2 separate regions of the Homo sapiens genome follow, and region 2 is linked to region 1. Evidence: chromatin loops called from intact Hi-C (ENCODE). Cell type or tissue: IMR-90. All regions are shown on one strand. Links, peaks and the distances in the headings refer to the core of each region. The heading gives the core; the rest is flanking DNA.

The links. Peaks named below come from ENCODE experiments on the same cell type or tissue, not always from the same donor. Only the 100,000 strongest peaks of a DNase experiment are listed, where the experiment ranks them.
Region 2: it touches region 1 in a loop (2.0-fold over the local background); 1 of 110 quality-filtered maps calls a loop at or near these places.

What each region holds. Positions count from the first base shown.
Region 1 is chr3:54,817,348-54,821,741 of GRCh38, reverse strand. The region is part of intron 14 of CACNA2D3 (calcium voltage-gated channel auxiliary subunit alpha2delta 3); the gene reads right to left. Among named protein-coding and RNA genes, the nearest start is that of CACNA2D3-AS1, 82 kb to the left of the region's middle. RefSeq lists an enhancer at 62-765. In IMR-90, for the core only: no CTCF peak of the experiment used is centred there; DNase peaks (open chromatin) are centred at 1,611 and 3,921; H3K27ac peaks cover 1,140 bases.
Region 2 is chr3:54,754,627-54,759,020 of GRCh38, reverse strand. The region is part of intron 12 of CACNA2D3 (calcium voltage-gated channel auxiliary subunit alpha2delta 3); the gene reads right to left. Among named protein-coding and RNA genes, the nearest start is that of ESRG, 120 kb to the right of the region's middle. In IMR-90, for the core only: no CTCF peak of the experiment used is centred there; a DNase peak (open chromatin) is centred at 2,450; H3K27ac peaks cover 1,991 bases.

The DNA.
Region 1 (4,394 bases), core at 100-4,099:
GAGAAAGAGAGAGAGAGAGAGAGAGGAAAGAAGGAAGGAAGGAAAGAAAGAAAGAAAGAAAGAAAGAAAGAAAGAAAGAAAGAAAGAAAGAAAGAAAGAACGAAAGACTCTAGAAAAACGAAGGCTTCCATTTATTCCTCCAAAATATAATATAAACAAGGAAACAAAGAAAATGCAAATAGATTCAGGATGCCGTTTGCACTCAGGGGGAGAAATTAATAAAACAGTTCCATTCTGAAAAAGAGACCAAAAATCGACCTCCATTTAAGAAGCTAATTTATGCACTCCTGAGTCCTCATACAAGTTAAGCAGCACAGAAAATCACAGCAGGCATAGAACAACAGATCTTGAACCCTGCTGTGTTTGTTCAAGGAGGCAAGTTAAGCTGTTCCTAACAGGAAACAAAACACGCAGTCGGGCTATTAAACAGGGATCATTTTGCCATACTGCGCAGCCCTGAATGCATCAATTGCTGTTCCAAACAGGATTAGAGATGTGGTTTGCTTTAACTATGGTTTTGTGAAAAATGCTTATGCCTACTCAGAATTCTCAGGTTGATATTAACTAATACGGTGTCAGGAAAGACATAGAGCACCTAGGAAACCTTTAAGAAATGTTCTTTTGCAAATTCCAAAGTTGTGTGGATGCAGCAGAAAATGAAGGGAAAGGGTACCAGAGTCTGGACACGTTCATCCACATAAATAGCCACGTTTGGAACTCCCTGAAGAGTATTTTTGACTTTAAACATTCGGGCCCACTCTACGTTGATTAAACCTACATTGATTAAATTAATCCTGCAGTGAATAACTGATGTTTAGCTCCTATAGACAGAATCTACGTGAAGAAAAATGCAGCTAGAAAAAGGGACTATTTTGTTCAATAGTATTACTATTGAACATATATTTGTAAATGGCTTTGGGTAATTCTGCTATGTTATTATCATAAAATCAGATCTCTCGGACACTTCTGTAGAAGTAAAGAAGAATTTTTAAAAAGCAGACCTTTCTTACACATAGACCTCTCTTCATTGTTGAATTCAGGGACAATCAATCCACCCAAGAAACTGGTCCAATTTCCACCCAGAAGAATGAATTTGTGACGCCTTGAAAGTGCTGCATCTGTATTGCTACATATTTTTTAGCCAAAACCTCAGGACACTACCTCCATATTTGCTAAGAATATTTAATATTTATCAGGTTCATCACCAGTTAGTGCCACTCCAATTTTATATCAAGGCTTGAAATTTATAGAGTCTAGGAATTATCTTAGAGATGCTTAAGAACCACAGAAAAAATAATATTTTTTTTCAAACTGTTGTTCTAAAACATTGTCATAAAGGACTAGAAGTTTTGGAAGACCCTCAAAATATTAGAATCATGAAAACCATAACTTACAGACAACAGTCATTAATGGCTGCTACACATAAGAGGGACACCCAAATGGGACATTTTTAGTTGCAGATCAGCCAAGAGATTTAAATAAGTATGTTTACAGAGACGTAACTATTTAAAATATTTATAGAGAAAATAGTTGCAGATGATACAAAGGCAGAGTCCAACAAAAACACAGCGCAAATGCAGACACCATATGGTACAACGTATGCGCTCATGACCTCATGTGAAAAGTAGGCCAAAGCTGTAGTGGCTGGGGGTGCCTCTCTTTCACCCCTGGAACAACAAACTCAGGGGTTTGGAAAGAGCTCATTAGAATCATGGCCACAGATGAGTGAAATCTATGGGTAATGTCAAAGGCATTAGGAAGAAACCTCTCAAAACAATTCTCCCGACAAATTTTTGCTTTGTTGGGGTTTCAAGACCAATCTCCATTTCTTTCTGACTACATGAAGAAGGTGCAGTCAGTTTAAGCACACAGGTTTTGTGTGTGTGTGTGTGTTTTTTGAGGTGGAGTCTCACCCTGTCACCAGGCTGGAGTGCAGTAGTGTGATCTCGGCTCACTGCAACCTCCACCTCCCAGGTTCAAGCAATTCTCCTGCCCCAGCCTCTGGATTAGCTGGGACTATAGGTGTGCGCCACCACGCCCGGCTAATTTTTGTATTTTTAGAAGAGACGTGGTTTCACCATGTTGGCCAGGATGGTCTCGATCTCCTGACCTCGTAATCCACCTGCCTCGGCCTCCCAAAGCACTAGGATTACAGGCGTGAGCCACCATGCCTGGCCCAACAACAGAGTTTCTAATGAAATGGGGGGAGCACCCATACCTGCTGGGCTCTTTTGCCCTCTCCCAGTTATTCATTAGGCTTGAGTCAGAATCACAAAACATTGGGCAGAGGTCCCAGACCACCCCTCAGATATGACTGCTCTCTTGATGTGCTATGAAGCACCAGGGGTCAAGTCAAGCCAAGTCGTAATAAGAACTCTATATTTTGAGGGTCTACCATATGCCAGGCTCTGTGCGAGGAACAGGTAAGAGAAGTAACTTTCAAAACAAAAGTGGAAAGTTAGTTTATCATTCTCCTTAAGTAAATAAAAACATGTAGGCTTAGAGAGGTTAAGTAACTTACCCATGGTAACAAATGGATGAAGGCCAAAATGGAACCACCACATTCCTTTGCTGGTCAAGCAGCAAGACAGTAAATCTAAGGAAAGCTGACACTTGCAAGAACCTCATTCTTCTGGCAAAGGCCTCTTGCAAGTGTCACTGAGGTAATACTGGGGAAGGGATGGGAAGGGGAGTTGGGGGCAGGGATGCTAATACATTACCAGGTGGAGACTTGCAGCCTTTGGGAGGATGCCTTCAATCTATGGTGCACCTCTCCCTCAACTCCTCTTACCCTCCAGCCTAGATACCTGAGGTTTACGTTCAAACTCCTTCTTCAAAGAGCTGAATTTCCCGCAAACTACCCCCAAAGTGTTCTGAAACCATGTCGCATAGATCTCTTAATATTTTGTAAGGTAAGTGCCTTTCTCTATTTTAACAGAAAAAAGACAATTTCTAGCCATGATAGGAACAGAAGGCAAAGCTATTCCTTTTCACATAGGGCTATAGAACAAGTCCCTTGGGATGTCTGACATCATTCGGAGACAGGGAAAAAAATTAGGAAGCCAGCTGAGGTACCTTCCTTGACTTTTATATGACCACAATAATATGCTCCACTTTGCAGGGCATGTGATGTGAGTCAATATATGATGACAGAAGAAGTGAATGCAATGAAGTAAGTGCTACTGAAGTATTATATAGCCCAGCAACATTTGTTCTTCTGTATTCTGTGTTGCTTTGTTTTGAACTTTGTTTTACAATTCTATGGCTGGCTGGGCGCAGTGGCTCACTGTATCCCAGCATTTTGAGGCCGAGGCAGGCAGATCACCTAAGGTCAGGAATTCAAGATCAGCCTGGCCAACATGGCAAAACCCTGTCTCTACTAAAAATACAAAAATAAGCCAGGTGCGGTGGCGCATGTCTGTCCCAGCTATTCAGGAGGCTGAGGCAGGAGAATCGATTGAACCCGGGAGGTGGAGATTGCGTGAGCCGAGATTGTTGCACTCCAGCCTGGGTGACATAGTGAGACTCTGTCTCAAAAAATAAAATAAAACAAATTTCTACGGCTGATGGCACCTCCAATTCATGAATTATTTTCTGTAACAGGAATACTTTGTATATGGATCAGTGGAAATTTGATGAATAAATGTCAATAAGTGGAAGCTGGTCCATTTTTAGGCAGAGAATTTGTGAAGTCTCTCTATCAAAAAAATTCAAATGTAGGTAATTAAGAAAGCATGTCCTATCAAAGACATTGAGCCTTCCAAACAATCTGGAATTCTGACCATTTATTTACCCTGGAAGCTGTTGTGAGCCTTGAATACTTTAACTTTTAATGAAGTATTCCGTCCTTTTGTGATGGCATTGAAGTGTAATCAAACATTACCACAAGCCAAGTCACACACTAGCATGCCTTGCCTTGTTTAAATACCTCAAATATATCTGAGTAATTGTGTAATGATTTCTAGGCCTCTGGTTGTCCATATGGTCTGAACAGACTGTCTTTAGTAGAGCAGTTGTGCTCTCTCTCAATGAGAAGGAACCAAATCACCTCTGCTCTAAACTGGAGAGCTTAGGAGATGCTGTTTAAATTTCAGGGGGGTGCCCTACCTTGACTCTTGAAACACAACATCTGGCCCCCAGAAATTGCTGTGTCTTCCAGAATTTGTGAAACACACAAGAACAATGCAGCAGGCACTGAGTGACATATTTTCTGCCATAAATGTCCTTAGGATACAACGACATGCTATGAGGGTGACACAGCAAAGCCATCACTGCAACCACATGGAGTCTTTCTGGACACAGAACATTCTAGATGGTGGAACTAGATCATCTCAGACAATGAGGACCAGTGAAAGGGTCTGGCCATTGGCAAGAAATCTGCTCTAATGGTCTCT
Region 2 (4,394 bases), core at 107-4,106, 63 kb after region 1:
GAGTCTTTTGCCTCAAAGCTGCCTGAGCATGAGAAGCTCCTGTGGTGAATCATTAAATACTCCACTTTGCAATGACCAGATCCAAGGGTACCAGGAGTCTGTCCTCAGTGGGCAGATCCTAGCTGTCTACCTCAAATAGTGAGGTCCTCCTTCCATCTTTGGAGTGACGGGTGTAGCTTCCTTTGATTCCTTTGAGTTGTTGAGTCTTTCCAAAGACTCTTCCCACCTTAAGCAAGGCAGGCAGAAAACCTGAGAGCCAGCACCAAAATATCAGTCTCCAGAGGGTGCCGAGGTAAGAATGAGATTTAGCAGGGCAGTGAAGGTGATGCTGTGGCTTCCCTGGTTTGCATTCCCTATGAGCAATGGTGTTCTTGGAAGACGCTCCCAATACTGTGTTCTGTGTCATCTTCCTCCTCCTCCCTGTCAAGATCACACACTACTGAAAAAAACACTTATTTCTATAGAAAAAGGTACAATTTATAAACAGCTTCCTACCTCCCTGTCTTCTCTGACTTCACAAAAAACAAGCAAGAGGTCTGTTGAGTGCTGAGAGCAGAAGAACCCATATTCATGGTGTTGGAGAGAATGGACATTGAGGGCAGGGAGCCCAATGGTCTTGGTGGGAGAACCGCACTCCTGAGCAGAGCTCTCAAAATCAGCTTGAGCCTCAGATCAAGGGACACATCTTTTCCTTTGTGACTATGACTACATTTTAATTTCTAACTCCATGTTAAAAATACAAGAAAAAGAAGAAAACAATCTAAAGGTACACACTGGGGAAATAGGAATGCTGTCTCCTTCTTATAGCTCTGTGGCTACACCCATCACACCTTGCTGTGGTTTCTCCTGGTCTCGTCTTATCTACAGCCTTAATGTCCCCAACTCTGAAACATCAGGACCTGAACCATACCACTGTGCAAGCTGAAGCAGTGCCATTTCCAGAACATACAGGCTGGGCATAAATCCCAGCTCTGGCCTTTGTTAATTATGGCACATTGAAATCCTTTCTCACTCTCTAGTTTTCTTTTCCTAGATTACCTCAAATGAAGAGAGATATGTAAGAGTTCTCTATGAATCACAGCTTTCTCCTCTCCAAAGAGAAGCAGCCTTACATCTGATGAAGAGTTCAGGCTGGGGCTTTGGATCACCTGGGCCTAAATCCTAGCTCTACCGCCTGCTGGCTGGTAATCTGGAACAAGGTGCTAGTCTTGCTCAGCCTCAGTTTCCTTCTCTGTAAACAAAAATAATGATAACAGTACCTCATAGAGCCTTTGGGAGGATCAAAAGAGGTAATGCACAGATGTACTCTGTTCTATGCCTGGCACTTAGTGAGCAGCTTGTCATCCTTAGTTGCTGTTTTACGGTAACAGCAAGCATCACCATCTTCATTCCCACTCAAAATCTCTGATTCTAAGGAATGTGTGCAATGAACTACAAAAAGGTATTTAAATAGCTGCTGTTTGTGCCTTCCTTCACCTCTCTTAAAATAGCAAAATGTTTTAATTGCCACTTTTCTCCTGCTGTCGCCTATGACCATTCCGGCCTCATAAATGTGAAGCTATCTTTTGGGGGACACTACATGTGGAAAGATATAATGAGGTTAAGAATCTTTTTATTGAAAAAAGATTAGGAGCTGGACCTTCCAGGAAGTCTCAGGCCACCAGTTCTCTTTCAGATAAGGAGAGAATGACCTTTAGCCCATGGAAAAGGGGTAAGCTAAGCAGACGACAACACATGTGGCATTTCCATTGGACCTGACGATGACTGATCGGTTGAGAACCCAAACATGGAGGCCCTTCTTTATTTGCACAGCTGGAAAACACTCCATTAACTGTGATTTCTGAAGGAGAATCAGCCAGTGCTTATTTAAAATCTTGGCATACTGAATGTTAGAGAAGGTCACCATGGCTTTGTGAAATGTCTGGGCTAGTCGGTAGTCGGCCCTCTTTTCTGTTTTCCAGTTCGCTTATTTTTGAAATAGTGTGAACGCATAACTTTAAATTCCACCAGCCATTCTACAGTGGTAATGATTGTTTTAATGTATGTAAAATGGCTTGCTGCTTTGTCTCATTAGGGTTGGTTCCCTCAAGACAGGACCTACTTATGCATAAAATGAAATAAACTCACAAGCTCCAGGCCTCCCTGGATTTTGCTGGTAGACTGGAGGAGGCAGAGAACTATTGCAAGGGGTACGAATGTCCCCAGACATTCATTTCCAGAGGAAAGTGTCTGAGATCTGCTAGCTAAGAACTGTCTCCATGGCTACCAGACTCCCAAGGAAGAAGTCCTGCACTGATAGCAGGTCCTTGACCACTAACTCAGGGACAACGTGAGAGCCCTCATGATTCTTGCTCCCTCCCAGGGTCATTCTGTGGTCAGGCCCAGTGCGTTAGTTCTGCCTCCTTCGACGCTCCTTGGGTCTGCTCTGGTCCCTGAATGCTAATGCTTCATTTCACTGCAGAACTTGGCTGAGTCAGGGTGAAAATATGTAAGGGGGCCCTCTGGACCTCATGACACTTGAGATGAAAAATGTTATGCTGCCTCCATACTATAACAATCTGAGACTATAAACAATGATTTAATTAATGACCATAGAAGAATACTTGCTCACCGATGTTACATGGTCCAAAACCCCTTAACTGACGCAACGTGAAGCCAATGTTTATATGGGCACAGATGACTGGAATATCACATTTTGATGGCATTGCTACTTTGAAGAGTGGCAAACAGTGACATTCCCAAGGCTCTTTACATAGAAGCAGAATGAGGAAGATGAAACGATCAAGAAGGGCTGACTCTGGTAGGAAGGGAAATAACTGGATGTAGACAGGAAGGGAAGGAGAATTATTATGGAATCCACAGCCTGTCCAGCCAAGCAGCTACTATTACCTCCCTGGATTTTCTGCACTGCTGTACTCAGAACTTATAAATCCTAAAGGCTATATTCTATAGCCAGGCCCTAAAATACTCTGAGTTGACTAAACTGTCTTCAAAAGGATGCCTCAAAGATTCTTATAAACAATGACTAAAACTAAATTATGGTGTAATATTAGTTGATTAAGACAAGACTTCAATTTCAGTAATTTTCATCAGCTGGACACAGACAGTGGTAAAAACAATAACCCATGACTAAATGCATACTAGCTGATGGAAGAATTGCAATCTGATGTGGCAAGAAATAACAGCAAATTTTTTTAAAAAAAATTAAAAAATGGAAAGGAACTCTTTTTTTCAAGACCACAGAATAAAGGAAAAAATGGGAAAAGTATAGCTAACTCAAGGTTTTTAAATGTCAACAAAGTTCCAAAACTAATTTCAAGAAAGGCCTCTTCACTCAGAGGAAATCTGGGATCTACTCGGCCTCCCTCTCCTCTGCCTGTGTTCTTCCTATAGTTCTCCCTGAAATGAGGCCAAATGTGTAACTCTGAGACAAGCAGAATTATTGATACCTTTTAGTGAAGCAAGCCAGACAATGAACGAAACACAATTGCAGAAGGTGTTATTTTAGAGCTTCAAGGATATGTTAAAAACTTCCATGCAGCCCTTCCTTTTGTAGATGAGGAAATTGAGCCTTGCTTAAAAGACTGTTCAAATAGAAGCAGATAATTAAAGAAAATGCCAAGCAAAGGGAAAGATGGGTGCAGGTTTAAGAGCCTGGCTGTTCACCTATTCTTGGAGAACTTTCCCACACTCCCATCCACAATGCTGAGCCCCCCCACAGAAGCATTTATTTCCCCATGGGCTTCCTCTGCCCACCCCCAATTCAGCAGGGAGGAAGAACTGGCCCAAGCTGGGTACCATAATCTCTTCAAAGGGGTGAGGAGAAGGACGTGAAATCAGAATTTAGATTTGCTAGTCAGCCTCAAACGGAAAAGATATAAATACTCCTTTCCGATATTGTGCCTTGCCCACAGTATTGTTGCGTGGATGGATGGGCATGCATGGTATGGGGTGGCCATTCCTGGCTGTATGCATGCCATAGTACGGAAGGTCTATCTACAAGGAAGAAGAATGCCATGGACATGTCAGAAGAAACTGAGAAGGAACAGAAAAACACAAACACGTCTTCCTTCTCCCTTGTGAGACCCAAGCTTCCCTTCCTACCAGAGTTCTCAGTCACCCCCCTCTCTCCAAAATGCCCCCTTTTTTAATTTCAGGGAACAACTTTGGTGGCTTGCACCTAAAACAACTTTGTCTTAGGCCATCAAAACTGGAGCTAAGACCCACAAACCCTTCACTGAGTCCTCTTTTCTCCACTGAAGTCCAAACACTGGAACTTTTATGAAGGATGGCTTAGGAGACCCATTTAAAGCAGACCACTGAACCAATCTACTATGCAACAGGACCTACCTTCCTTTATTAGTACTTAGAGTCAACTTACCTATTTTTTCAAA